2 separate regions of the Mus musculus genome follow, and region 1 is linked to region 2. Evidence: chromatin loops called from intact Hi-C (ENCODE). Cell type or tissue: heart. All regions are shown on one strand. Each heading gives the region's core, and the rest is flanking DNA. Links, peaks and the distances in the headings are about the cores only. Region 1 has its middle 20 kb from the start of Nfic. Region 2 holds the start of Nmrk2 (nicotinamide riboside kinase 2).

Region 1 (15,699 bases), core at 3,470-11,469, 250 kb after region 2:
CCTGTGATCCATTCAATAGCTGACTGTGAGCATCCACTTCTGTGTTTGCTAGGCCCCAAATAAATATTTTTAAAAAAAGAATAGATTTCACCAGACAATTGTAGATTCCTACAGACTCCTATAGTTACCTATAGATACCCATAAATCCTACAGAAAAACAGATTTCTACAGACACACATAGACTCTTGCAGACACCTATAGGCTCCCATAGTAACCTACACAGACTCCTACAAAATCCTACCTAACCCTCCAGACATATGCATATATCCAGGGATGTCTACGGAAACTTGCAGACACCAGCAGAATTCTACAGAAATGTACAGATACCTATATATACTTACAAATTTGTACAGACACCCACAGATGACTAAAGACACCTAAAAACTTGTACAGATGCCTATTCACTCCTTCAGGTACCTACAATTCCTCCCGACACAGACAATATCCTGTATACGTGTAAAGTGGAGACTTAAGGGTTCTTTGGAAAGTCAGTTGTGTTGGATGGTGTTTTGCTGGGGCAAACACATGAAGGAGTGTTTTCCTGAAGTAGGCACAGGTGAATGGATGTTTCACTAAGGCTGACCAGTAAGAAAACGTTTCACTGAAGCAGACACAGGAGAGAGGATGCTCTGCTAAAGCAAGCATGTGAAAGGACACGTGAGGAAGGATTCTTCGCTAACAACGTGCATTTATTTATTAGTGTGCCTTTCATTAAGTAGTTGAGCTCCTTTTGTTGAGACTCCATAGAGAGAAACGCACCAAACAACTTGCGGTGGTGTGCTGGTCGTGTCTTGCCTCTTCGGCAGACTCAGGCCGATTGGCAACCTGTTGTCAGCTGATAGAGACTCATGTGGAGTTTTGCTAAGACAGACTCATGTGCTAAGGCAGACCCGTGGAGGACATGTGATGTTTAGAGGGACTATAAAAAGGACTCAGTGGACTGTGAGAGAGGCTTGCTTATAGAAACAGCTCAGCAATACTTCTCGGTCTCCTGTCTTTGCTGATCTTTGCGTCATTGACAGAGGCATAGCCAAGAACTTCTGGTGTTGTTGGTAGTCCTAATCTCTCCTGCTGCCTTGTGGCAATTCTGCTGAGGCCTGGATGTTCCTCTTGTGCCACTGCCGCTGCTATCCCGACACTACTGGACTTTATGGATATGGATTGCTGCATATCCATAAAGGGTTTGTGAGTGATCGAGCTGCTGCTCCTGACCTGCTCCTGACCTGCTGATTTTCTGACAGCACAGATGGAATTTACTCCAAAGAACCATTTCTAAACAGGTCCACTTCCCCCATATCATAGTAACCTTTCTTTTCCTCTTACCCCTGGTGGGTGGTGGGCTAGAAAGGAGATTAAAGCATTTAAGAAACACCATTAAAAGTAGGCTTTGAAAAATCAGACTCCTACAGACATCTTTAGACTCCTGCAGACACCTATAGACACCAGCCATTACATACACATACCTACAGATACTTACAGACTTCTACAGTAACCAGGGGTCATCAGTCACCTACAGGTACCCTCAGACATCGATAGTCATCTATAGACTCCAACAGACAGCTATAGTCATTTATAGTCACTTATAGTCAGCTACAGTCACCTGCAATCACCTGCACTTACCTAGAGTCACCCATAGACATCAATAGAAACCAACAGACATTCACAGATTCTTTTTTTTTTTTTTTTTTTTAAGTTTTTCAAGACAGGGTTTCTCTGTATAGCCCTGGCTGTCCTGGAACTCACTCTGTAGACCAGACTGGCCTCCAACTCAGAAATCTGCCTGTCTCTGCCTCCCAAGTGCTGGGATTAAAGGTGTGTGCCACCACCACCCAGCTCTTTTCACAGATTCTTATAGACACCAATAAGCTCCTATATACATGTAAAGATTCTTAAAGGTACCTGCAGACTTCTGCACACACCTATTGATGCCTAAGATATTCACAGGCTCTGATAATCACACATAGACACCAACAGACTCCTATAAATACCTAAAGACTCCTACAGGACCCTACAGATCAGTACATACACCTGGAGACTTCTACAGAAACAACAGACACCTACAGACTCCTATAGACTACTATAGACCTAGAGACCTTGAAACCACTACAGCCCCCTACAGGTCCATACAGATTCCTACAGCCACCTACAGACTCCATTAGAAAACTACCAATACCCAAAGATGCCTATATGAGACATCTATAAGAGACAACTTCAGACACCTATAGTCACCTTTAGACACTGCAGAAACCTATAAACTTCTATAGGTGCCTACAGACACCTAAGAATACCTACAGACCTTAGAGAAACCTACAGTCACAGTCTCCCAGTGTTATATGCAGTCATATGTGGTCACCTACAGGTACCTAAAGTCATCCACAGATACATATTCCCACAGACACCCACAAAATTTTACAGGCACAGAGATCTACAAATACCTACAGACTCCTACAGCCACCTACATTCTTCTATGGTTATCCACAGCCTCTCACAGGCATGTACAGATTGCTACAGAAACTATACAGACTTGTTTAGTTACCAACAGATGCCTATAGACGCCCAGAGACACCTACAGATCTCTACAGGTCCCAAAGACCTACAGACACCTACATATTCTTAATATCACTTAGAAATTTTTACAGACACAAAGAGATGCCTACAGACTCTAAAATTCAACTACACACACACACACACACACACACACACACACGGATATGTATAGATACCTCACACTCCTACAGATACCTACAGACAAGTACAGTTATCTAGAGGTGCCTACAGACTCCCAAAGACCTCCAAACTCCTTCACACACCTACAGATTTATACAGTCAACTACAGATTCCTATAGACTTTTACAGATACCAAGGGATGCCTACAGATACCTACAAATTGCAAGATTACTACAGACACCTACTGATAACTACAGATACCTACAGAGATCTACAGACACCTACTGTCACCCACAAACAACTATAGCCTCCAACAGACACACACAGATATATTCAGACACATACAGACTCACACATACAGAGACCCACACATTTTTACACATATCTACAAATTCCTACAGACACCAACAGTTTTCCATAGATAGCCCCAGACCCCCACAGATACATACAGAATACTCTAGATACCTGTATGATTCTACAGACACCTAGACATTCCTACAGACACCCACAGATGCCTATAGACACCCACAGACTCCTGCATGTACCTACAGATCTTTACAGCTACCTATAGACTCCTAAAGGAACCTATAGAATTTTAAAGAAAACTACAGATTCCTACAGACACCCATGGACTCCTACAGTCACCTTCTAACGCCAATAGACACCAGCCATCATCTACAAACTCTTACAGTCACTCTTTGTCACTACCAGGCAGCTACAAGTACCTACAGTCACATACAGACATCTCCAGTCACCTACAGACTCCTAAAGACACTTACAGTCACTTCTAGTCACCTGCAATTATCCATGATCACCTACATTACCTTCAGTCAGCCACAGACACCTACAGATACCCACAGACACCTGTAGATGCCCACAGACACCTACTTTAGCTTTAGTTACTTACAGACAACTATAAATTCCTACAGATTCCTATATATACTCACAGACTTTCATAGTCACATAAGGCATATATAGACTCCTATAGCTGGGCAGTGGTGGCGCACACCTTTAATCTTAGCACTTGGGAGGCAGAGGCAGGCGGATTTTTGAGTTTGAGGCCAGCCTGGTCTACAAAGTGAGTTCCAGGACAGCCAGGGCTATACAGAGAAACCCTATTTTGAAAAACCAAAAAAAAGAGAGACATATTTAGACTCCTATAGATGCCTACATAATGCTACAGACACCTACAGACTCCTACAGTCACCCAAAGACACCCACAGATACCAGTAGTCAACTACAGATCCTATTAATACCTACAGACACTTACAGTCACCCCCCATAGTCACCTAGAGGCACCTACACTTAACTTCAGTCACCCACAGACACCAGCAGTCATGAGCAGACTCCTATAGTTGCCTAAAGACTCTTGCAGTCACCTACAGAGACACTCACCCAGAGACAATTACAATTATCTACATACACCTATAGCCTCCTACAGACATCCATAGCTTCCCACAGACAGCCACAGATTCCTACAGCAACTATATATTCCTATAGACACTCAAAAACTCCTTTTGTTACTGATGGACACCTATAGTACCCTACAGACACTTGGAGATACAGATTCCTACAGACACTCAAACTTCTAAACACATATAGACACACACAGACACATATGTGCTCCTCCACATGCCAACAAACACCAAAGTCATGTATAGACACCCAGAGACACCAGCCATCATGATCAGACACTTATAGATACATACAGATTCCTAGGGTCACCCTCAGTCACCTACAGTCACCTACAGGTACTTACAGTCACTCACAGACAATTATTACAGTAACCTGTAGACTCTAATAGGCACCTGCAGTGACTCACAGTTACTCACAGTCATCCCATAAACACTACAGATACCCTCAGACACTTTCAGGTACTCAAAGACTTTTACAGACACCTACAGTCTCTAGAATCACCTTCAGCCACCTTCAGACTACTATAGACACCTATGAATTCTTTTTTTGACACTTATGAATTCTTAAAGATACCTACAGACATTTATAGACTCCTACAGATACCAAAAGAAAACAACCATCACCTACAAACTCCCACAGTCATCCATAGCCACCTATAGGCCGCTATAGGTACCTACAGACATCCATGGAAAACCTGTAGTTTCCTACAGACACCTAGAGTTACCTAGTGTCACTTCAGATCACTCTGATCGCCTACCCTTACCTTCAATGAACCACAGACTCCTACAGACAAGTATAAATTCTTACACTACTGTAAATTTCTACATAAATCTATAGACTCATATAGTCACCCACAGACTCCTACAAATAGCTAGAGACATTTACAAACTCATACAAACAAACTAGCAAATTCCTACAGAATTTTACAGACACCCAGAGATACATACAGATACTTACAGACTCCAACAGACAACTAAAGACACCCACAGATGCCAATAGACACCCACAGAATCCTACAATCAACTACCGTCACCTACAGCCTCCTACAAAATCCTATAAACACTCAAAGATGCATAAAGACATGTACAAACTCTTATATATACTCACACACTAAGAAAACCTACAGAGTCCTACAGACACCTAGAGGAACCTACAGACACTTATAGACTCCTACAGACACCTACAGATTCCTACTGATTTTTACACACACCCATAGATGGCTACAGAAATCTATAGACCACAAGACACTCCTACAAATACCTATGGTCTACTGCAGAAAACTAAACTACAATCTTCTTCTTTCTTCTTCTTCTTCTTCTTCTTCTTCTCCTTCTCCTTCTCCTTCTCCTTCTCCTTCTCCTTCTCCTTCTCCTTCTCCTTCTCCTTCTCCTTCTCCTTCTCCTTCCTTCTCCTTCTCCTTCTCCTTCTCCTTCTCCTTCTCCTTCTCCTTCTCCTTCTCCTTCCTTCTCCTTCTTCTCCTTCTTCTTCTCCTTTGATTTTTCAAGACAGGGTTTCTCTGTATAGCCTTGGCTGTCCTGGACTTACTCTGTAGACCAGTCTGGCCTCGAAACTCAGAAATCTGCCTGCTTCTGCTTCCCAAGTGCTGGGATTAAAGGCATGTGCCACCACTGCCCGGCAACTACAATCTTCTATAAACCCCCTCAGATACCCATGGACACTTACAGATTCCTTCAGACTCCTATATACACCTAAAAATGTTTGCAGAACTTCTTCATACTCCTAAAAACACATACAGACTCCTCTAGACATCCACAGACTCCTATAGACACCTAGAAGTTCCTATGGACACCACAGATGCCTACAGACACCTAAATTTACCTACAGACTCCTACTGAACCTACAGACATCAACAAACTTCTACAGATACCATAGCCTCATATAAACACACAGAAACTCCTACAAACAGCTAACCTACAGACAACTTTAAATTCTTACAGAATCCTACATACATTCAGAGACTTCCACAGTTATCTACAGACATGTACAAATTCCTATAAACACATAATCCTACAGACACCTATATACTTCTACAGTCACCTTCAGACACCCACTGACACCAGTAGTCAACTACAGATCCTACTGATACCTACAGACACATGATCACTAGAGTCACTTACATATACTTTTAGTCACCCAGACATCAACTGTCACCTATAAAAATCTACAGTCTCCTACAGACACCATAGGACACCAGCAGTCACATACAAAGTCTCACAGACTTCAACAGACACCTGTTGTCATTTACAGTCATTTACAGGTAACTAAGTTACCCACAGACACCTAGAGTTACCTGCAGAATCATTCAGACATATACTGACACATATACCTAGTGACTCTTTTTTTTAAAAAAGATTTTATTTATTTTATGTATGTGAGTACACTGTAGCTATCTTCAGACACACCAGAAGAGGGCATCATATCTCATTACAGATGGTTGTGAGCTACCATGTGATTGCTGGGAATTGAACTCTAGAAGAACAGTAAGTGCTCTTAACCACTGAGCCATCTCTCCAGCCCCACCTAGTGACTCTTACAGAAACCCACGGACACCATCAGATTCCTACAGAAATACAGACACCTACAAACACCTATAAATTTGTACAGACGCTTTCATAAACCCACAGATTCCCTTAGTCACCTACAGGCACCTATAGACATCTATATGATCCAATAGATGCCTAAAGACACTAGAGACTCTGTTTCTGTCTCTGTCTCTCTCTGTCTCTCTCTCACACACACACACTCCTTCAGATATCTACAATTCTTCAAGACACAGACAATATCCTATACACACCTACAGATATCACAACACCTAAAGACTCTTATTGACATACACACACACACACACACACACACACACACACACATTGACATGTATAGATCCACAGACACCAGCAGTCATCTACCAACTCCTAAAAATACCCACAGACTCCTACAGTCAGTCCTAGTCACCTAAAGTCCCCTACAGGTACCCAGAGACTATTATAGTATATGATCCAATAGATGCCTACATACACTTACAGCCTCCTATAAATGCCCACAGGTGCCTAAAGTAAATATATAGCCCTATAAACACCCAAAGACTCCTACATACTCCTTCAGACATTTACAAAGTCCTACAGATACATAGAGGCACCTACAGACTCCTACAGATATCTATAACTCCTGCAGTCATTCATAGACAACCATAGACACCAGCTGTCACATACAGATGACTACAGATACTTACAAAATGTTACAGCCACCAGAGGTCAACTACAGTCACCCACAGGTACCTACAGATACCTCCAGTCACCTATAGACTCCAAGAGATACTTATGGTCACTTACAATCACTCAGTCACCTGTGATCACCTACATTTACCTATAGGTACTCACAGACAACAACAGAAATCTACAGACACCATAGATTTTATAGATACCCACAAATTCTTATAGATATTTAAATATTCTTATAGATACCCACAGACTATTGAAAATACCTATAGATTAAAAAAAAGATGTATTTATTGTATTTATATGAGTGCATTGTAGCTGTTCTTCAAACACACCAGAAGAGGGCATCAGATCCTATTATAGATGATTGTGAGCCACCATGTGGTTACTGGAAATTGAACTAAGGACCTCTGGAAGAGCAGTCAGTGCTCTTAACCACTGAGCCATCTCTCCAGCCCTACACCTATAGATTCTTAAGACACCACAGACTCTGACAACTACCTACAGACACCAAGAGATTTCTATAAACACCTAAAGACTCCTCCAGAAACAACAGATACCTAAACACACCTCCAGACTCCTCCAGACTACTATAGACCTAGAGACTACAATAGCCACCTTCAGAGTCACACAGATTCCTGCAGACACCTACAGTCTCCATCAGAATAGTACAGATAGCTGCAGATAGTTACAGACACCAAAGGATACCTAGCAGACTCCAGAGACAACTACAGTCATTTACAGTTGGCCACCATTACCTACAGTCATGTGTGGTCACCTATAGGTACCTAAAGTCACCCAGAGACACAAATTCTCACAGAAACCCACAAACTTCTACAGACACAGACAGACTTCTATAAACACCTAAAGACTTCTATGGTCACCTACATCTTCCTAGGGACATCTAAAACCTCCTACAGACATGTACAGATTCCTACAGAAACCCACAGACTCATACAGTTACCAATAGACACTTACAGACTTCTACAGACACCTAGAGACACTTGCAGATGCCCACATGTCCCAAACTCCCACAGACTCCTGAGTCACCTAAAGACTTTTGCAGACACCAAGAGATGCCTACAGACACCTACAGACTCCAAAAGACAACAACAGACATCACAAATGCCTATAGATGTCCATACACTCCTACAGATACCTACAGATACCTACAGACATTTAGAGTTACCTACAGACTCCTACATACCTCCAAATTCCTACAAATACCTAAAGACTTTTACAGTCACCTACAGACTCCCACAGACTTTTATAGACACCAAAAGACACCTATTGACACTCACAAATGCATACAGACACCCAGAAATGTCTACAGACAACTACAGATGCCACCAAACAATGCAATCAGACATATATAGACTCCTACAAAGAACCATACACACTACAGATACCTATGGACTCTTACAGACACCTACAATCTCCCATAGATATCCTCAGACACCTACAGACTCCTACAGATACCTATAGACTTTTACAAACACACAGACTTCTCTTGATATACACAGACTCCTACAGACTCCTACAAACTTCTCTACACACCCAGACTCCTAGGGACACAGACAGAATCTACAAACACCTATAGGCCCCTATAGTTACCTACAACCATCTATGGATATCCAGTCTTATATAGACATCTACAGACTCCTAAAGATACCTACAGATTCCTATAGCCACTTACTGACAACTGTAAATTCCTACAGAAGCATAGATTTCTACAGAAACTCACAGATTCATATAGTCACCTACAGACATCTGCAGACTCCTACAGACCCCCAAGCTTCTACAGACACCAACAGACTTTTACAGTCACCTACAGATTCCTACAGGTTTTACAGACACCCAGAGATACCTACAGACATTTAGACTCCAACAGATAAATTATAGACACCTATAGATGCTTATAGATACCTACAGAATCCTGCAAACATGTCCAGTCACCTACAGACTACTGCAGGATGCTACAAACACCCAAAGATGCATATAAACATGTACAAACTTCTATAGACACCCATACACTTCTACAGATACCTATGGACTGCTTCAGATACCTAGAAAAAAAACTATAGGCATCCATAGATTTCTACAGTCACCTACAGACTTCTACTGACTTTTATACCCACCCATAGATGCCTACAGACATCAACACAGTCCTATAGACTTCCTCACACTCCCACCGATATCTACAGTCTCCTACAGGCACCTACAATCTTTTATAGACACTCACAGACACCTACAGATTCCTACTGACTCCTGTATACACTTAAGGACTTTCAAAGCATTCCTATAGACACCTACAGACTACTACAAACACATAGACTCCCCCTAGACATCCATGGGCTCCTGCAGACACCTAAATACTTCTACAGACTCCTACTGAAATTACAGGCAGCAACAAACTCCTAAATACACCTACAGATACCCATGTACTCCTTCATATACCTGCAAATAGCCACAGATTCCAACAGACACCTATAGACACCCAAACTTCTACAGACACCTACAGAATCCTACAGATTCTCGCTGACTTGTACAGATGCCTATAGACTCCTACACATTCTTAAAGAAAGGTAAAGACTCCTATGGTCTCCTACAGTCACTCACAGACACCCACAGGCACCAGTAATCATCAACAGACTTGTTCAGATACCTACAAACTCCTACTGTCACCCACCTACATACACTTACTGTCACCTAAAGACTCATACAGACACTGACAGTTATAGTCACATGTGACCATCTAAAGCTACTCAGCAACACCTACAAAAACCTGACCCCTTCAGATCTGCAAATACTTCTACAGACACAGACAAAATCCTGCAGATCTCTACAGGCTCCTACTGACATCTATAACCACCAACAGACTCCTACAGACACCTATAGACTCTCAGAGACACCTACAAACACCAGCCATTCCCTACACACTTCTGATGCCATTCATGGTCTCCTACAGGAATTGGCATATACCTACAGCTACCTACAGATATCTATAGTCACTCTCCATCACCTACAGTCACCTATGACTACCTATCTGTACTTACAGTCACCAAGAAACAACTACGGACACTTATAGACACCAATAGAAACAGGCAGACTCCTACATACACCTATAGACTCTACCAACTTTTACAGACATTCATAGATGCCTATAGATACCCACAGATTTCTACAGTAACTATAGATTTCTACATACACTCCCAGACCCATATAGTCACCTACAGCACCTACATATTTTAACAGGCATCTAGAGACTCCTGCAAAATATTACAGACACCCGAGATGCCTACAGACACCTATAGACTCCAACAGAGAACTACAAACACACATAGATGCCTAAAGATACCTATAGTTACCCATCAGACATCCACAAATACTTGCTGTCACCTACAAACTTCTACAGTCACCTGCAGTTACCTACAGATACTGATAGTCCCCCACTTACCTATAGTAACTTACAAACACCTACAGATACCTAAAATAACTGTAGAACCCTACAGAAACCTACAGAATTATATAGTCACCTACAGACACATAGAGACTTTTAAAGACACCCACAGACAACATCTGCCACTTACAGACTCTTACAGATATTTACAGACACCTACAGGTACTGACAGTTACTTAGACACCTACAGTTACATACTGACGTCTATAGACACCTACACCATTTACAGGCATCTACCTTTGCTTACAGTCACCCACAGACACCAGCAGTCACCTACAGACATCAACAGTCACTACAAAACTTCCGTATAGTCACCTAGTCGCCTGTGCTCACCTAGAGTCACCTACAGACTCTTACAGACATCTGCAATCATCAGCAAACACCTGCTGTCCCACCTGGTGCCCTGCACCCTGCCCAGCAGCCTTGGTCAGCTATGGCGACTTGCAGTTCTTTTCTGCCCTCTACTGTTCACATCCAGCATTGCACCCATTGCTGCCAGTTTGAACGGACTGCAATCCCTACTGCCCAGGATGAGACAGAGCAGCTCCTATGCAGCTGCAGGGGTCCAGGCAGGCTGCCCGAGTTGAACATAAAATTAGTGGGGGACAGATCTAACATCTCGGTACGGTGTGGTGTACAAAGGCCCTGGGTTCAATTCCCAGCACTGCCTGGCTTCACACTTTGATGTTTGGAGTTTGTGAAGTATACAACATCCTAGGAGCCTCTGTTTTTCTGTTGCCTTTTTTTTTTTTTTTCTTTTGTTTACTCTGATTTAAGGGGGTTTGGGCATCCTGAGCTCAGCTTAGTCTGTGGCCTCCACCCATGGATCCAGGAGCTCCCAATTTGGGACATGAGTGTCTTGTAGCCCAGGTTGGCTTGGAAGTCAGTATGTAGCCAAGGATGACGTGCCCCTGCCCCCTGGGCTTTGGGATGACACTATGACCACGAGGTGCTCTGCCCACGGAGACAGATATGGGCTCCTCAACAACCTAGATATTTCTTTCTCCAAGCTCGGCACAGGAAGGGTCCCCTGAGGAGCTGACTCTACACCTCACCTGGACACAAGGCACAGGGGTCATAGCTTGGAGGCCACATGGCACCATGACTGTAGGGGCAGTGTGAGCAGAGTCTACTGGATGGAACCACAAACACAGAGCCCAAGTGGGTCTATCCTCAGACCCCTGACAACATCCCCGCCTCTGACTCCCCAGAGGCCACAGGCTGCATCACCTGCATCCTCCAGATGCAACGCCTGTGCCCCTCAAATTGGGTGGCATTGGGGGGGGGGAGCCCTTACCCCAGCTGCGCCAGCTGGGAACAATCCCAGGAACGGGTCATTAGGAGATGGGCTGGGGCGGCTGCTCCTGAGCACACAGACAGCATTTAATTTTCCACTGTTTTCTCTGTGGTGGGTCTCAAGCCCAGTGTGTGGGGGGCAGTCACCCCAGAGAGTGCCCACAGCAGGCAGAGGGAGTAGGAGGGAGCTGGGAGAAGTAGAGCTGGAATCAGGTGGAGCCTTTGCTGCACACTGAGCTGGATCATACATCCATGGTACGAGAAGCAGGAGCAATCTAGGCACGGCTGCTATTGTGAAATTCATCTGTCACTGCTGCTGCCACAGGACCGTCACAGGACACCTCCTGTCCTTCCAGCATGTGGGGCCTGGGGCAGAACTCCAGGGTCTGCCTGGCAACCTCTTGACAAGGACCGACTGAGCTGATTCCCTTTTTCCTGAAAAATATTTTTCTTTCCCAGACGGGGTCTCTCCATGTAACGGTGGCTACCCTGGAACTTGATATGTAGATAAAGTTGACCTTGAACTCAAAGATCTGCCTATCTCTGCCTCCCAAACACTGAGATTAAAGGGATATGCCACCACCACCCAGCTAGCATTGGGATTCTTTACATGAAACATCTAAAAGAAAATGTCTAACTTACAAGGTGAGCAAATCCTATAAGCCAACAGGGAACAGCATATCACCCATGCATCCATCCATCTATCTATCCATCATCCATCCATCCATCCACCCACCTATTCATTCAATCCATCCATCCACCCACCCACCCACCCACCCACCCATCCATCCATCCATCCACTCATCTATCCATCCATCCATCCATCCATACATCCATCCATACATACTCCACCCACCCATCCCTAGATGGCTGGCTGGATGCTGCGGTGGGTGATATGCTGTTCCCTGTTGGCTTATAAGGTTCGCTCGCCTTCTAAGTTAGACAATTGTCTTCTTGCCTCATGTAAAGGATCCCAACACTAGCTGGATGGTCTCTACCCCTGCTTAGTCAACACTTCCAGCTTCTTCTGTCCCCCCAAAGGCCTGTGTTCAAATCCCTGTCTCCTGCTCTTTCCTCGAGGACAGTGAGCTATCCACCACTCCATTTCCATGTTTTCCCGCATGTTGAGGGATGGAATCCTCCGTGCCTAGCCTCTGGGGCTGTGGGTGTCAACGCTGCCCCCATGGCCCCAGCTTGGCCCTGCTCTGTCTTTCAACTGGGTCTCCCGCCTCCCTCTGTCCCCCAACATCCCGCCGGGCGCTCTGGGGAACATTCCGTGGTTTGCAGCAGACTGTCCGGCTCCGCGGAGCCTCAGATGTGGGCAGAGTGGGCGGCGGCCTGGCGGGCGCGGGCTGGGGAGACAGCGACCAGGGACCCTGCACTCCAGTTTGGCGCAGGAGTGGTGGGCGGTGCAGGGCAGCAGCGGAAGGCGCAAGCACCCACTTGGTAACTAGGGAACACCACCTGTCTGCCGTCCTCCATGGCTCCCTGCCCCTGCAGTGCTCCCTACAACTAATTCAGTGCCTCCTGCTAAAACCTCTGTCTCTGCCCCAGGATGCGTGTGCTGCAGCCTCTCGGGTCTCCTCCCAGCTCCTTCCCGGTGCCAGGCTCCATCCTGCCCTGGGGCCTTTGCAGCCTCTGTCCGGTGGCTCTCTTTTTCCAAAGCTTCCTTCCTCCACTCTGTCTCCCTACTCATCCGTCGGGCGCTCCGCTTCACCAGGACACATAATCGGTGCCCAATCAAGGCGGCCGCCGCGGAAGTCCTTCTGGAATTTAACCACAATCCCTCCTGCCTGGTTTCTGCAACTGTTACACAGTTCCTGAGTCACCCGGTGGAGAGCCCTTCACAGAGACCGCGTCACCCACCCAACCCCCACTCTAGTGGATGAGGAAACTGAGGCAGGGAAAGTCCGCCAGGATTGTTCTTGAACAAATCATTAGGACCATGGACAGTGTGGCCTGTCACCGCCTCCCCTTTCTGTCGCCGCACGTGTAAAGCGCAGTTAGTAAAACTTCTTGGACGCCAGAGAGATCCTAGGTCAGTGAAGGGCCCGCAGCGCTGCGCAGAGGAGGTTTGCGAGTCTCACAGCTCCTGTCAATAATAAGGGAGGTGGCAGGGACAGGAGGACCCGACGGCCAATCAGCGAGGTCCAGGCAACAGAGGTCCTGCCTCGCAGGTAATGTGTGGATAGTGGAGGGCGAACCCCAAGGGTCAACTCTGCCCCCAGCCTCCACAGGCACTCTGGCTTGCAAGGGAATGCACACACAAGAATGCTGGTTGTCGCTGGGCTGAATCCCCTTTCTCTGGCTGGACACACACTTGTTCTCCGTGAAGTTCTGGTTTTTTGTTTGTGTTTGTGTTTGTTTGTTTGTTTGTTTGCTTGTTTGTTTTGAGACAGGGTTTCTCTGTGTAGTCCTGGCTGTCCTGGAACTCACTTTGTAGACCAGGCTGGTCTCGAATTCAGAAATCCGCCTGTCTCTGCCTCCCAAGTTTGTTTTTGTTTTTTAATGATTTATTTATTTTTATTTATATGAGTACATATTATTATTTATATGTAGCTGTCTTTAGACACACACCAGAAGAGGGTATCAGATCCCATTACAGATGGTTGTGAGCCACCATGTGGTTGCTGGGAATTGAATTCAGGACTTCTGGAAGAGCAATCAGTGCTCTTAACCACTTAGCCATCTCTCCAGTCCCTGTTTTATTCTTTACAGTGACTCTAGGGCCTTTGCACACGCTGGGGGAAATGCTTCACTACCCACGCTCCAGCCACCTCCAAAAAAATATTGGTTTTTGTTGTTGTTGTTGTGTGTTTTGTTTTGTTTTGTTTTGAGACAGGGCCTCATTGTGTAGCTCAGGCTGTCCTGAACTGTCTCAAGACCAGGCTAGCCCCAAGCTCACAGAAATCCACTTGCCTCTTTCATTTGGGGCTGGGGCTGGGCTTCTCCCACCCATTCATGGTCTGAAAACACCCCACTTCCTTCATCAGAACCCCCTCCTCCCCATATGCCATGTCATTGCCAGCTGGGCATCCTCCCTCAGAACCCAGGGGACTTTCAAAAAGATCCAGTGTGAGTCCCAGCTCTACCATCACTTCCATCTCCCACTTCCCTCAGGGTTACAGCCCAAGTCCTCCCCGAAGTTACAGTCCTGTAGCCTTCTTCCCTCTGCCCAGTCATGGTGTTCTCCTCCATTACTGCATCCTGCCCCAGGGCCTTTGCACAGCTGTGTCCCTGCCCCAGGGACTTTGGTTCGGTTCTGGTTGTGCATTCTGCACAGTTACTTTGTAACTCTTCTGATAAATTCCATCATCCACTCATCTTTACTCAGATCTCCCCTCCTCAGGAGGCCACCCTGGCTCCCTGCCTCTGTGGTCCCCTGCCTTCCACCACCCCAGCTCTCCCCCACTGTGGTTCCCTGCCTTCTTCCGCTCTATTTTTCATCTATTACATATCATTAATTTAATTCCCCCCCCCCCAGAGTTCTAGTCAAAAGAACTGGGGACAGACTGTGGAACACAGTAGGTGCTCAATAAATGCTGACTGAGCACAGAAGAACAGACAGGGCTGTGGCCTGCTCCACAGGGATGCCTGTTGCTGCAGATTCTCTGCATATCTCAG
Region 2 (15,699 bases), core at 3,932-11,931:
GGCTGAGGCCCCCTGCTCAGACCCCAACCTATCATAGCCTGCATAGGCTCTGCTCAGTCACACGGGACCCAGGAGCTCGCTGCCGCCAGACAGAGGGTCCTGAGGTTCTACTGTCCTGGCTTTAGCCCAGATGCTCAGGAGACCCTGTCACTGACACTGACCACACTCTGTAGAGTGGGGCCCTATACCCTGGGTGTGGAGCTGCCACGGCCATTCTGACCGGTCTTTTCTGCCCCCTACAGGAGCATTGGCGTCATCACCTACATCCTGTGAGTGCCTGAGAGGGGCCTAACTAAGACTGTACCTGCTAGAGGCCAGGATCAGGGCTGGGACCGCTACTAATGCACTGGGAGATAGCTAGGGAAGGAACACTGGCTCTACCTCTGGCCACACCCCTAGCGCCCCCACTGTGGGTTCTAGACCCCACCCCCGACCACACCCTCACTGAGGGATTCTAGGCCATGGCTTAATCTCAGCTCCTCAATAAGGATTGTTGACCCTGTTCTAGGGTTTGCCCACTCCCTTCCCTGGAGATATTTCCCTTCTCAAGGGAGCCAGTGTCCTAAAGAGTCAGGAATATGGGGAGATATCCCAGTATGCCTTCTATTGTGATAAGACCAAACCCACCTTGGGGAGGAAAGGATTTGGTCATTCCTACCACAGTCACATTGGAGGAAGTCAGGGCAGAAGCGAGAGCAGAGGCAGGAACTGTGGCGGGACACTGCTTCCTGGCCTGCTCAGCCTGCCGGTTTTTATGGGCGGGCTTGTTCTCTCCGCTGGCATCGCTCACAGTGGCCACAGCCCACTCACATCAGTCGTCAGTACCCTACAGGCCCGTCTAAAGCAGGCAGACTCTCACTTGAGGTCCCTATTCCCAGAAAACCAGTGGGAGGGTATGGGGTGTCAGCCCCCTTCAGTGACTCCCTCTCTGGCTTGCCATGCGCCCTGTCTCTCTGCAGCCTGAGCGGAGCGTCCCCATTCCTGGGCGAGACCAAGCAGGAGACGCTGACGAACATCTCAGCAGTGAACTATGACTTTGATGAGGAATACTTCAGCAGCACCAGCGAGCTGGCCAAGGACTTCATCCGCAGGCTGCTGGTCAAAGACCCCAAGTAGGCGGCCCATGGTGGCAGCCTCAGTGGCTGGCCACACCAGTTTTATTTTCGGGGTCTTTTTTGTTGTATTTTTGAGACATGGCCAACTGAGCCAGGACCTCTGGGCAAAAGTGACTACAAATCTTAAAACCCTACACAAGTAACCACAGCTCTTAGAACCTCACCAGAGTGGTAGAGCAAGTCTACTCCCATTCCCCAGGCGGGGCGGCAGGGGCTTTAGGGTTGATAGGGCTACAGCTTGTGTGGCTTCTCCATACACTGGGATAGGACACTTGTGGAAGACTTGGGTCATTGTGGGGTCACCTGACATGGTTGCCTTGATGGGGGTCATGCGGGGTCCCTTGGGTGGAGTGACCAGAGGGCTGACCCTCCCATCCCGCAGGAGGAGGATGACCATCGCACAGAGCCTGGAGCATTCCTGGATCAAGGTGAGGCTTCTGGACCCCGGGATCGAGCTCCGGGGAGGGAGGGCTGTAGACGTGGGCCCCTGCCGCAGCTCTGCTCTTCACAGGTGCGCAGGCGCGAGGACGGCGCCCGGAAGCCAGAGCGACGGCGGCTGCGCGCCGCGCGCCTGCGCGAGTACAGCCTCAAGTCCCACTCGAGCATGCCGCGCAACACGAGCTACGCCAGCTTCGAGCGCTTCTCACGCGTGCTGGAGGACGTGGCGGCGGCAGAGCAGGGGCTGCGCGAGCTGCAGCGAGGCAGGCGCCAGTGCCGGGAGCGCGTGTGTGCGCTGCGCGCGGCCGCCGAGCAGCGGGAGGCGCGCTGCCGCGACGGGAGCGCAGGGCTAGGGCGCGACCTGCGACGCCTGCGCACGGAGCTGGGGCGCACCGAGGCTCTGCGCACGCGCGCGCAGGAGGAGGCGCGGGCGGCGCTGTTGGGTGCCGGGGGCCTGAAGCGTCGCCTGTGTCGCCTGGAGAACCGTTACGACGCGCTAGCCGCTCAGGTGGCCGCTGAGGTGCAATTCGTGCGCGACCTGGTGCGTGCGCTGGAGCAGGAACGGCTGCAGGCTGAGTGCGGCGTGCGCTAGGCTGCGGCACCCCCAGACCCCGACCCACCCCCAGAATAAAGCTGCTTTCCACGTACTGTCGCCTGTCTCCCACGCCCCGCAGGGAGGGTGGGAGCGAGCAACCCCACGATAGGTGCTCTCCTACGCCGCCGAAGAGATTATGGCTCTGCCACACCACACACCAAGGGTGGTGTCACCCACAGTTCACATAGAGACGTGCAAGGCTCAATTGGTAAAGCTGAATCTCAGTGGGGACCCGCAGTATCACACAGCTCCGAAAAGGACACACTGCGGGGGTGTGGGGAGACCTGGAGGACACTTAGAGGATATGCACCTGTCATCCCAACTCGTGGAGGCCGAGGCAGTTTGTGACAGCTGAGTCCTGCCTGATCTGTCCCTGGGGCTCTGGGTCAGTTTGTATAATGAGCAGTAACGGGGTCTGCGGCATTCAGATGCTGTCGTGTGCACAGCCACTGTGAGGCGGCAGGAGAGAGCCAGGCCAGGTTCCAAAGTCTGAATGCTGGCTGCCCTCTCTGAGTCCCACACCCTATGGCAGCTTAACCACCTGTAGGTCAAGATTCTGGGATCCAACACCTTCCGCTGTCTATGGGCATGGGGCGTGCACATGATGCACAGACACAAGCTCATAGAGAAGCCATGTGGGATGGCAAAGGCCTGGGGATCCGGATTTGTGAATTCAAGGTCATCCTGGTCTACAGAGTGAGTTCCAGGACTACACCTAAAAACCCATCTCAAAAAAAAAAAAGTGACTGGAGAGATGGCTCAGCTGTTAAGAGCACTGACTGCTCTTCCAGGGGTCCTGAGTTCAATTCCCAGCAACCACATGGTGGCTCACAACCATTTATAATGGGATCTGATGCCCTCTTCTGGTGTGTCTGAAGACAGCTACAGTGTACTCATATACATAAAATAAATAATTTTTTTAAAGCTGTTGCCATAGGCCCCTTCACGAGCTTTCCCGATAAGCCCACATTTTACAAAAATATGAACGTGTAATAGAGCATCCTCGGGACCCAGAAATGGAGCGTTATTTGGGAAGATTGGTCTGTTAGCTAAATTGAACGAAGGTGGGGCTGAGCTGTAGGCAGAAGAGGAATGATATAGAACAGATAGGTTCAAGCTGGAATGGGGGACCGGAGAATGCCGGCTCCGGGTGTGTGCACCAGGTTTCTGTTTCCGTATCAGGGCTTCACCCGGTTAGTGAGGACGGGCTCGTGGCTTCAGGTAACGCTGACGACAGCTGATAGGGCCGACACAGCTGACAAACCCCTGTGGCTTCTCAACCCGCTTTAAACTCCAGGGGCCAATGAGTTCTTGTGTCTCCAAAGCTGGTAACCAGACACCCCAAGTTATGAGCCTTGTCAGACGTCTGGGGCTTAGTAGCAAGGCCCCCTGAGTTGAGTCTTAATCAGTTAATTGACGCATTTATACGTTTTTGAGACAGGCTTTCACTATGTATCCTTGATCTGTGTTTGTGGTCTAGTTCGTACCTCCCCACAAGCTCCCTCGGGTTTAGCCTCTTGTAGGTCAGAGGGCACTGCTGTGCGCCATCCCGCCCCCACCTCCACCCGACCCAACCCCCCACCCCCGTCACAGCCTGGAACAGGTGCACGTAGCAGACCGGGCCTAGCCACGTTCGCGGTCGCTCAGCTCTTGACCATACTAGGGCAAGCAGCTCCCTCGCTATTAATAACCTGGCGGGGAGCCGGCGTCGTGTCTATAAAGCCGAGCACGCCAACCCCAAGCGGCTCCTTCAACCCCTGAGATCTTAAACAAAAGTAAGTACGCCAACCATCTCCCCTCCTTGGCCCTCACCCAGGCTTCCTGCGGCAGAAATGACCCCAAAAGTCAAAGAATTGTGTTAAAACGAAGGATGAGTGAAACACAGACCCTGCTGGTCCCGAAGGCTTGTGGGACAGCGGGCAGGAGGAGCTGTCATCTAAAGGGTGCAGAGCCAGGGACATCCCATCCTACCCAAGTGACCCCCAAGAATGCATGTGTGTCTTGGTGTGGGTGGTGAAGAGCTGGGGGATCAAAGAGGGGACTCTCTGTGTCCCCAAACTCAGTTCTCCTCTGGGTATGCAGCTCCCTGAACTTCTCTGTAGTTCAAAGCCAAAGCCATTTTTTTTTTTTTTTTGAGGTAGGGTCTCTGTAGCCCTGCCTGTCCTGGAACTTGATATGTCCAGGCTGGCCCTGGACTCAGGGAAATCCTCTTCTCTCTGCCTCCTGAGCGCTGGGATCAAAGACACGCACCACAACTCCTGGCTAAAGGGATTTTGTGGCTGTCCCACATGCATAAACCCAAGGTGTGTCCCCAAATTCCACCTGTGACCCATTACTGCAGACCTACTCCTGATGGCTGGAGAGACGAGGAGATGAGAAGTTCCTTTCCAGACAACTTGCAGTCACCGGGTGCATGGTGGTGTGTGGGGGTAGGGTGGATGACCTGGGGACACCCACCACTAGTGACTTCTGGCTCCTGTCAGCCCCTCCCCTCTGGCTTTGGCTGATCTTCCACTTAGTGTCCAGGATGCCCATCTCTTCCCTGGCCCTTGGAGACCTGAGGTCTGGAGAGCAGTGACCTTTGCAGGTGACAGTGTTGGACCAGGTGGGGCCCTGGGGTCTAAGTGCTGACTGAGTGTTCCGCTGAGCGCTGGCTGATGTCTGTGACAGGTGTCAGTGCAGGGATAGGACAGCACAGGGTGGGGAGGGCTGCCTGTCACCCATCTCCAGGTCCTGAGCAAACCACCACTATCACCTCAGTCTCTGGGTGTGGTTATTAGGACTTGGGGTGTGTGGGTTTTGGTGAGGTCACAGTCCTAGGGTTAAGTGTGGGGCAGGAGAGTCAACAAGAAAAGCTGAGAATCTGGTTCGGTGGATAAAGTGTTTGTCTCGAGTGCGTGGGGACCTTGGTCAGAATCCCTAGGACTCAACTCAACTGAGGCACAGCAGTGTCTGTATGGAGTCTGGAAATCCAGCCAGGCAGGGGACCTTATGCTCTGCTAGGTCCCACAGGCCAAGTTCTTCAGGATCTGGGGACAATAGAGCTGAGGGGTCAGCCACGAGGCCCCACTGCTGGCTCTGGGGCTTGTGAGTGTCCCTATCAGCACGGTAACCCATACGGGAGACAGAGGAACCTTGAGCTCATTTTGTGGGGATGTCTGGCTGGGTGTTCTGTGTGGGGCATTCTGGAAGGTGCTGAGTAGTGTCCCACTCTGTGTCTGGAGCTCCCCCAATGTGACACTTGTCCCCAGCCCCCACCGAGAACCTTCACGAGGACACAATCACCAACCTGAGGTTTTTGTTTGTTTGTTTGTTGAGACAGAGTCTCATGTAGCTCCAACTCACTATGTAGCCACAGATGACCTTGAAATTTTGATCCTCCTGCCTCCACCTCCAAGTGAGTGCTGGGTTGGTAGATATGTCAGAATGCCCAGCTCTAATCCACCTTTTTTTGTGACAGACCTTGGACAAGGGACTCCATCTTCCCTGAGCCTCAGTATTCTTAGCCATGTAGAGGAATCCATTTTATACACTGTTCCTCTGGGCGTCAATGTCAGGGTGTCCTGTGTCTGTCCTGGACCGTCCTATGGCCCAGTTAGGGATGCTGGTAATGTCTGGAGTGTTTGTGGGGGAGCTTGCTTCTCTCTGAGTGGGTGGGAGAGGCACACGTCACTAACAGAGGCCAGCAGAGGCCTCGGCTTGGCCAGCTTGCTAGGAGAAGGTTGGGGTAGGCAGGTGACCCTGGAACCTTCTGTCCCTCTGGAAAGGCTTCGAGGGGCTTTCCCCAGCATGCTAGGACCCAAAGGAGGCCCCAAGGGCAGGGCTTCTTGGCAAGGCTCTGCTTGACAGACAGAACACGGGTCAGAAACCTACCTCTTCTGAGTCATCCCAGGCCTCTGGAACACGCAATAAACCCATCCCGACACAGGTGCACCCGCCTGGTGAGCCGAGGGTGGGGTCCCTGAGGACATGGGATGTTCTGGGGAGACTGGGCAAGCCAGTGACTCTGATGCTGGTCCCAGCATTTAAAATGTTCATATTACATTGGTGTGTACATGTGTGTGTGTGGGGGGGGCACGTGAACATGCCACAGCACATGTGTAGAGGTCAGTGGATACCTTGTAGGAATGGTTTCCTTCTTCTCCCATAAGGGCCTTGAAGATGGAACTCATGTCATCAGACTTGGCAGCAAGCTCCTTTACCTACTGGGCCCTCTTGCTGCCCCCAGTTTATTTTTTACTTTTTTTTTTCATTAGGTGTATAGATATTTTGCCTGCATTTTTGTCTGTGTACCACATGTGTGCAGTACCCACAGGGGCCGGAAAGATGTCCTCTGGAGCTGGAATTACAAGTGCATGTGAGCCACCCTGAGGGTGTTGGAGACTGATTCCCGTCCTCTGCAAGAGCAGCCACTGAGCCATCCTTCCAGCCCCAAGTTCATTCTTTATTCTATGAATCATGTCTACGGTGCCTGAGTGGCCAGGCTCTGGCTGCCTTGAAGTCATCTCCCTTATGTCCCTGTCTCATGCTGAACTATTTTGGGGGACGTGACCAGCAGATGAGTCTGGCCACAGTTGTGCCTGGGACAAAGGCCTGGGTTTGGCAAGCATAAACCCTGTTCCAGTCCTGTGCTTTCAGCCTCTGCTTAACCTTGACGCTGCGACCCTACAGGGAAGCTCCTCACGTTGGTCACAGGACTTCTACAGCTGGGGAGATGACAGATGTCTGCATTGCTACCTGTGGGTGTGGGGACACCCCACATCTGTCACGCAGAAGGCAGGTCTCACTAATATTGATTGGGGCAGCATGACAAGAGAAATAGAAATGAGTACAGGAGCCCCATCCCAAAGCAAAACAAAATACCCTTAAGTTTGAAGGTAAAACTCAAGTGTTAGAAAGTGGAATTCAAGAGCCAGACGTTGATAGCACACGCCTTTAACCCCACACTCTGAAGGGAAGCAGACAGATCTCTGATTTCAAGGCCAGAGTGAATTCCAGGACAGCCAGGGCTACACAGAGAAACCTTGTCTCAGGGGAAAAGGAAAGGAAAGAAAAGGATAGGAAAAAAAGAAAACGAATTTTATAATTTATTGTATTTTTTTATATTATTTTATGTGTGGGTGGAGCTGATACTAAAATCTAGTTCCCTAATTGGTTCTTGATTTGGTCAATAAAGAAGGTGGAAACCAGTAGGTCCCAGGCAAAAGAAGAAGCATGTTTTTAAAATTACAAGCAACAATTTTATTTTCAAAGTCTTATGTAGACAAGGAGGCTTCAGACTTGTTATTTAGCAGAACACTACTACTCAGTCACTCGTCCATCCATCTGTCCGTCCGTCCGTCGGTCCATCCATCCATCAATCCACCCATTAATCCATCCATCCACTCATCTACTATAGCATTTTTCTATATGTAATTGGGATTCTGTCATTGCAATTCCACAGATGGCCATTAGGTGTCACCCTCAGGCCAAAGAATAAAATCTCTGAAGCCGACTCTCCTCCACATCTACATTCCAGCACCACCGAAATGTTCTGCTCAGAGCCTCAGTTTTCCCTTTTATGAAGTCCACACAAGTAATAAAAAACACACCGAGCTGGGCAATGGTGGCACACGCCTTTAATCCCAGCACTTGGGAGGCAGAGGCAGGTGGATTTCTGAGTTTGAGGCCAGACTGGTCTACAGAGTGAGTTCCAGGACAGCCAGAGCTATAAAGAGAAACCCTGTCTCGAAAAACAAAACAAAAAACAAAAAACAAAAAAACAAAAAAAAATCACACTGAGACTGTCACCATGGTTCAGGGGGTGTATGGTTGTGTGTGAGAGGAGACAGGTATGCTGGTTGCAGGACAGGCAGCATGTGTTGTGTGTGTGTATTTAGGAGATTCCAAATAACCCTATAGAGTGAGACTTGGCTTTGGTTTCCGAAAGAAGTAGAGGGAGGCTCAGATGAGAGAAGAAAGATCTCAGGAATCCCTCGGGAACTCTCTAGAATTCCATCCTATTTAGGCAGAGAAGCTTTCTAGCTGGACACACCAACTTACTGTGTAATTCTGAGTACCAAAGGTGACCTCTCTGTGCCTGTCTACATTAGGGTAGATGTTGTTTCTCCTTACCCAAGTTCATGAGGAATGTCTCCTTTAGGGAAACTGAGGCACATCAACAAGGTTACCCACAGAGGCCACCAGGTGCCAGTAAAGGGTCTGAGAGAGGTTCACCTCATAGGGACCATACAGGACGCCAGGTTAAAAAACAGAGTCCACTTTAATGTTGAGGTGCTAGAAAATCTCACAGTGTCCGTGCCCACTGCACGTGTGTGGGGACATGCCCTCCTATGTACAGATTTCCTATAGGCGAAGAGCCACTGCGTCCAGTCAGAACATCTCAGGCCCTGCTGTCCAGGACCTGCGTCTTGCTAGGATGTGTTGAGCAGTCTGTTTTGAATATCCTCCAGAACTTGATGGAAGAGTCCCTCCGGGGACTTCATGCCATCTAAATAGACTGAAACCGGAAAGGGACTGGGTCAGGACTGGTAGGGAGAGCAGTGTGGACTCTCTCAGGACAGGAAAGAGCAGCAGGAGAGCCCGGGATGGGATTCAATGGGATGTAGGGAAGCCTGGGGTTTAGAGCATTGGCAGAGCCTCATTCTGGTTCTTACCCACTTCCACCCCGTCCTGCTCCATCTCCCGTCTATACTTCTGGTACATGGGCCACACGTGACCATCAAACAGGCCAGGAGGATCAGGGACCATGTAAGTACGGCTTCTGTAGAGAGAAAGGAGTTCCAGGCCTGTCGTGGGAAGTTGTTGCTCAAGGCAGACTGCAAGTAATCAGCAGACAGGCTCTGGATGAAGGATTAGATAGATCCCTGGGCAAAGGCTGTGGCTGTGGGATTCTCAACTTCCACATTTTTTCCCCACCATTGAGCCTGTCTGGGGAAGGGTGTATGTGTGCTGTGTCCAGGCCTGCGGTTCTGGGCTTCTGTGACAGAGTGTCACTACGGAGCCCACTGCCCATGGCTGGCTGGCTCAGGGAGGAGCCTGTACTCCAGGGACACCCCCGTACCCGTGGCACCATACCTTCTCCTCCGCTTGCATTCCTCATACGGCACGGTCAGGAAGTAGCGTTGGCTGTACAAGTCCACCAGGGGCCTGGTCAGGGAGTGGGGGACAGGGTCAGTTGGTGTCTCTGTGGCACCCCCATGTCTCCCGAGGCCACATATTCGTCCCACTTCCACGGTGTAAACAGACACAGAGCTCTTGGCAGTGCGCAGGCTCTCACAGCAGGGTGAGTACAGTCAACCTGAGGTTCTGAAGGTCTTTGGGCCTTGGCAGGCTGATGCTTACCTGTAGCTGTACAGTAGGAAACCCTCGAGGAGGAGTACGTGGGTGTCCGAGGCACCTGACTGAAGGCTGACGCCATGAGCGCGTGCAAACTTGTGTGGATCCTTCACCCAGGCCTGCACCGTGCTGAGCATGGTCTCCATGTCCAGGGACTCAAGCACTTGTGGGACAGATAGCAGAATTCAGAGCGGGAAGCACCCACAGGGCCCAGTGGGGCAGTTAGGGCAGGGGCACTATGCTTACCGTCCCACTGTTTAAAGCCGTCCTCTCCGACTGCTATTTGGTCCTGGGGCTGAAACACAGGACCCCAAGGTTTGGGCTCAGACCTGTGCCAGCCCAGCCCACCTTGCCACTCTAGGATGGCCCCACAGCGAGGTGCGGTGGTCTATCCATCATCACCTGTCACTCCTCCCTTTGAACCCATTGCAGAGAAGGGAAAGCAGAAGTCTAAGAGGTCGTGGGTAAAAACATCCCAGCATGCCACAGTGAGGCCAGCACCCCCTCCATCAGTCTGACAGGGTTCCTCAACCCTTGGGCACAAGCAGGGCTAATGAGAACGCCTTGCCCCGTATTCCCCACACCTCTGCACCCTAGACAGCCACCTTGAAGAAGTCATCCTGATGGATCACGCAGCAGTTGGGCAGCGCCTTGAGGAGGCTGTTGGTCAGGGTGGTCTTCCCACCGTTGGTCACCCTGGAAGGGCAGCGTGTGTGAGGCAGTGGGGAGATGTCAGCGCCCACTCCCAAGCACCTAACAGGACTCGAGTCACCATGGAGTTACAGTCAGGCCCATTCGGGTGGACAGGTGGTGTGTGTGTGTGTGTGTGTGTGTGCGCGCGCGTGCACGCACGAATTTGTGTGCAGTGACTATCCAGAATCCCAGAGCTCTGAAGATAGGACGTGGTCAGGTAGAGCCCCTCCCCAGAATGCCCTGAGTGGCTGGGGGTGTGGCTCAGGGAGGGGAGCCCCTGCCTAGAATCCCCAGGACAGGACGCCAGGGCAGTAGGTCACAGCAATCTGGTTCTTAGGGTGACTCGTGTCATCCTCAGCCATTCTGGAAATATTGTCCTCTGCCCTAAGTTGCCTGTCTTGGTGCTGACAGCAGCCATGTGGGAGGCCACAGGCAAGCAGAGCTGTGGTCACTGGGGATCATTAGAAAAAAGGCCTAGAGGCACCCGCTGTCACCCTGCTAGGTGTGAGTGAGTTCAAGGCTAGCCTGCATGACTGCTAGCCCACTCCAAAATAAAAAGTAAAAAGAGGGCCAGGCCAGTAGCCCTGTTCTGAGGGCTTGCTCTGTATGCCCAAGGCCCTGGATTCACCCTGGTGCTTCCAGAATTAAAACACACACACACACACACACACACACACACACACACACACATTCATCCTGTTCAGAGACACTTCACTTACTGCCTGTACATCCATCCCCCATCCCCACAGGGCTGGTCCCCAGGTTTTCAGCAGGCCTCCCCAGTATCTTCCTGATGATCTTTAAAATAATCCATCCGTGCAGGTGCAGTGGGACCATCCCTGTCCCCTCAGTGGTCACCAAGCTCACATGCCCCTCATGCCTGCAGACCATGGGCAGCAGGCACTTTCTTCCCAGGGCCTTGAGGTCTTTTCCCTCCCCAAACAGGGTCACACTCCAGGCCCTAGGGCTCACCCTCCAATGCCTATGATGAGTTTCATCTTGGGGACTGGAGGTGACTGGTCCTGAGGTGGCCCCTGCTGCACTGCGCTGCGCTGCGCTGCTCAGCAAGTCCCAGCTCCATTGACAAAGCTGTGGGGCATTTATAGGTTTGGGCAGCCTGGAGGCCGCCCCGGGGGAAGAGGCCCCCAAGCACTTGTGAGAGTAAGGGGGGGGGCGAGCACCTGTTTCATAGGCTGCAAATAGCTTTGGTAGCCTTTTGCCTAAAAAAGTCACGAGCCAGAGGGACAGAGGGACAGCAGCCAACTTTTAGCCTGTGCCCCCGTGTCTGCCTCCCTCCTCCCTCCCCTCTCCCCACCCCTCCTTTCTCCCTTCCTCCCCTCCCTAGTCACACCTTTCTATACCTAAAAATATCTGTGTCCCCTGGTTTCACCCTGACATTGAGACTGGTTCTTATGAGGCCAAGAAAAAGGACTCTCCATCCTCCCCCCTCCTCCCCCCTCCTCCCCTGGCCCCAGCTCAGCCTTGCCAGGAAATTCCTCTTCCAAAAGTGTCATGGCTGAGGTGGGTTTAGGCCTCTGGATGGTGAATCACAAGACAGCTTTGCTCTGATGACCAGGCCTGGCTACAAAATCCTTCTAGAGTGACCGTGTCATTGTGAGCCCACCATGTGACCAGAGTCATTGAGATCAGACTCGGGGGAGCCAGGATGGGGCGGGGCATTGTTCCCCACTGTTGTTGGTAAGGGAGAAGAAATGTTCTGTGTGTGAGCCTGTGTGTATGTCCGTCTATATATATACGTGTGTTTGTGTGTGTGTATGTATGTATGTGTTTATGTATGCATGTATATATGTGTGTGTGTCTGTGTGTATATGTATGTATGTGTGTGTGTGTGTGTGTGTGTGTGTGTGTGTGTGTGTGCAGCCACATGAGGAGGCCAGGGGTCAATGTCAGGTGTCTTCTGGGTCTTCCTATGCAGCCCTGACTGGTCTCAAACTCGCCATGTAGACTAGGTTAGCCTACATCTGCCTCTTGAGTCTGGGATTAAAGGTATGCACCCCCATATCCTGCAGGACCTTATTTATCAAGGTTTATTTTTATTTTTTTGTGTATGGGTATTTGCCTGCATATGTGTCTGTCGTCCAAGTTTGTGCCTACTGCCATTAGAGGTCAGAAGGGGGCGTCAGAACCCCTGGAACTGGAGGTGCCAGTGGTTGGGAGCTGTCGTGTGGGTGTTGGGACTGGAACCTGGGTGATCGGCTGGAGCAGCCTCTACTGTAACTGCTGAACCATGTCTCTAGCCCTGACCACTTATTTTTTTTTAAAGATTTATTTATTTATTATATGTAAATACACTGTAGCTGTCTTCAGACACACCAGAAGAGGGTGTCAGAGCTCATTACGGATGGTTGTGAGCCACCATGTGGTTGCTGGGAATTGAACTCAGGACCTTTGGAAGAGCAGTCAGTGCTCTTACCCGCTGAGCCATCTCACCAGCCCCAACCACTTATTTTTAAGGTGGAGTCTTGCTGAACTTTGAGCTGTGTGACGGGGCTGGGCGTGGCCAGTGGGCCCCATGACACCCTACCTCAGCTCCCTGGTGCTGAGCTACACATGTGACACAATGCCTGCCTTTTATCTAGGTTGTGGCATTTGATAGGAGGTCCCTCTGCCCTGTGGCCAGCACTTTATCTCATGAGTCCCAAGTCCCCCAACCTGTCCTTCTGGGGTCACCAAGTTCCATCTCCTCTCTGCTGTGCCCTGGTGGTCCCACCTCTGGGGACACACACTATTCTAGCTTAAGGCTGGTTCTTGCATCAGAGAGGACTCATCCCTCAGGATGTCTGGTCTTTCCCTCTTGGTCCCCAGGGACCCGAGCAGGCACTGTGACCAAGACAGGAAGGACATGGATGGCTGGGCCCAGATCCATGGGGAGGTTGGGAATGAGTGTGTGAATGAATGAATGGGTTATGGAATGAGTGTGTGAATGAATGAATGGGTTATGGAATGAGTGAGTGAATGAATGAATGGGTTATGGAATGAGTGAGTGTACTTGAGCCTGTAGGCAATGAAAGGTGCCTGTCCTGCCCAGCCTTTGTCCTGCTGGCTCAGCGCCTCCCTCCCTAGGCCCTGTCACCACGCTCATATCCCAGCTATGAGCACATCCAGACTGGGCATATCCAGATTACAGCACACTGGCCTCTGTTTGGTTTATTAGAGACAGAGTCTCTATCCGTGCCCCAGGTTGGTCTGGAACTCTGTGCAGTCCTCTTGCCTCAGTAGCATCCTGAGCGCTGGGATGTTACCCATGGGTCATCACACCCTAGTCCCCCATCACATCTTGCTGGCGACACTAAACATAGCTGTGTTCAAATGCCCTGGTCTGTGTGTGTTCTGAGGTTCAGGCGGTGGAGCCAAAGTCTTTGGAGACTCACCAGCCCATCCCCCATTCTCCTGCTGCAGGCAGGACTGTGCACCCCACTCCCCCAAGGCTTGGCCACTGGTCACAGAGGCAGGAGGCTTGCCTTCTGCACCCTCCCCATATCTGGGAACACAGAGATATGTGCATATATCTTCCCTCTGCATTATAATTTATTTATTTCACATAAAAATCCCCACCCCAGCCTCCCCGGACTTTGTGTTACTTTGGGGACTGTCCCCACCGTCTCTGTGTTTATAACTGCACAATTTGCTGGTGGGCGGTGGACACTGTTGCTCTGGGTCACTTGCCAAATGGATCCTGGGTGTCTCAGTAAAGAAATGGAACAGCCCTTCCCCATGAGGCTGCTGGACCTCTGTGTCTTGCCTCACTGTCCCCCAGGTACCTGGGGTGGTGGTCCCAGGTGTGGGCTAGAATATTAAGCCCCTCGGGGTCTCCTGTTTGGGGGGTCTTCAGTGGCCCTGGTGGGTTCTGCTTGCCTGTATCAGTGGGTGCTGGTGATTCCAAAGGGGCGGTGAGCATGCCATGGCAGCAAGGAGGTGGATGGAGCAGGTGGCCCCCACTGGAGTTCCTGGGCTTGGAGGCAGGACCTTAGACCTTTGGGGACAGCAGGGTTGTGTCCATTCATCCATCCATCCATCCCAGACACAGAGATCCTCTCACCTCATAGGCCTTGGCTGTCACCAGCAGCCGCCTAGTCAGAAAAAGCCTCCAGGATTCTGTTTTCAAAAAGCCAAGAGGGGCTGTCTGTGGACCTGGCCCCAGGCACCATCTTGGTTCTCATCTTCTGATGCTGGATAAAGACAACTTACAAACCACCAGCCCAGCCTGGGGGGTCACACACCTGCCATCTCAGCTCTCAGGAGGCTGAGGCAGGAGGATCAGGAGTTTGAGGCCAGGCTGGTCTTCATAGCAAGATCTTCTCTCAAAACAAAACAAAAAGCACTGCTTTGCTCTACTCTCTCGGGTCCCCTCCCGGTGCCACAGAGTAGCTCTGGTTGTGGTGTGTTTCCTGCAGAGCTCAGATCCATGGGTGTTATTGGCAGGACACTCTGATTCTCTCTAGGTGGAAGCTGCTGTCCTGCGGCCATCAGAGGCCGAGAAGCAAGAAACATGTCAGAGGGGACACCTCACAGTGGGGTGGATAGAACCTACCTTTGGGGGAGAGGCACAGAGCTCTCTCTCTCTGTCTGTCTCTCTCTCTTCCTCTTTTTTTTTCTGGACAGGGTCTCACTATGTAGCCCTTGCTATCTTGGAACTCACAGAAATCCCCCTGCCTCCTATTCCTGAGTGCTGAAATTAAAGGCATATGCCACCACTGCGCAGTGCTAAGATTTCTTAACATAGAGATACTCAAGTCTTTAGGGAACCACAGGGAGACTCCTCCCTGCAAATGTCATCTGGCCTTATGTGTCCCTGGGGACAGGAGGCTCAGCACACTCATTAGCTTAGACTATGTAGTCATCTCGGGCAGACATGTGCTTTGAGCCCAGCTTGGAGATCAGGTGGTCGCAGCATCCCACCCACCAGGATATACTGTCCTAGGGGGTCCCCCAGATCCTCTAGCACCCACAGCCCTGGATCTTCATCTTTCTTCTCAGACACCAAATGTCTCCTACTTGATGACACAGAGGCTGAGTCTGGTCTGGGCAGAGGATAGGAAAGTGGATACAACTTCTTCCCTTGGAATGAGGTGTCAGTTAACATCTGGAGTCACATCTACTTTAAAGGAGCTCAAAATGTTGGGTTTGTTGACCACCAGGCTGATCAGTACATGTGCAATGGGCTTGAAGGCCCCCAAAGACAGTCAAATGGCAGAATAGTGCATGTCAGGTGGAGATGTGAGGTCAGCAGTCACAACCCTGCCTGGGGTGGCAGGGAGAGGGGACAGTGGGTCACATTCCACAGAGAAGCAGATGCAGCTGCAGCCAGGGCCACCAGACATCTGAGGCTCCAGCTAGGGACAGGTGGCAACCGAGCAAAGGGTCTCTCATTGGGTCAGCCCAAAATGCATATCTGTGTTATCCTAGCTGGGACAGAGAAGGGCATCTTGGGGATGCCAAGGCCTGGAAGAGTAACCGTGGGTGGCACTGCCCACATCCACCTTTGGCATCCACAAGCCC

What was found. Hi-C counts contacts between places; a loop is a spot of excess contacts. Peaks named below come from ENCODE experiments on the same cell type or tissue, not always from the same donor. Only the 100,000 strongest peaks of a DNase experiment are listed, where the experiment ranks them.
Region 1: a loop joins it to region 2, with 2.9 times the contacts of the local background. A loop is called at or near these places in 11 of 42 quality-filtered maps.

Annotation. Positions count from the first base shown.
Region 1 is chr10:81,439,108-81,454,806 of GRCm38, forward strand. No RefSeq gene overlaps it. Among named protein-coding and RNA genes, the nearest start is that of Nfic, 20 kb to the left of the region's middle. In heart, for the core only: a CTCF peak has its summit at 6,613; a DNase peak (open chromatin) is centred at 11,254; H3K27me3 peaks cover 2,900 bases.
Region 2 is chr10:81,190,800-81,206,498 of GRCm38, forward strand. Nmrk2 (nicotinamide riboside kinase 2) reads right to left here and starts at 11,238. Exons shown (of 7, transcript NM_027120.2): 1 at 11,152-11,238; 2 at 10,092-10,182; 3 at 9,733-9,781; 4 at 9,493-9,649; 5 at 9,226-9,297; 6 at 8,805-8,911; 7 at 7,371-8,647. The coding sequence starts at 11,177. The coding sequence ends at 8,562. Atcayos (ataxia, cerebellar, Cayman type, opposite strand) reads left to right here and starts at 3,892. Exons shown (of 3, transcript NR_015477.1): 1 at 3,892-3,923. It overlaps Dapk3 (death-associated protein kinase 3), which reads left to right. Exons shown (of 9, transcript NM_001190474.1): 6 at 243-269; 7 at 960-1,112; 8 at 1,498-1,543; 9 at 1,627-2,398. The coding sequence ends at 2,145. It overlaps Atcay (ataxia, cerebellar, Cayman type), which reads right to left. Exons shown (of 13, transcript NM_178662.4): 13 at 13,705-15,699. In heart, for the core only: CTCF peaks have their summits at 7,580 (motif pointing right) and 9,291; DNase peaks (open chromatin) are centred at 5,942, 6,712, 11,402, 11,772 and 4 weaker places; H3K4me3 peaks cover 4,095 bases; H3K27ac peaks cover 6,478 bases; H3K27me3 peaks cover 1,367 bases.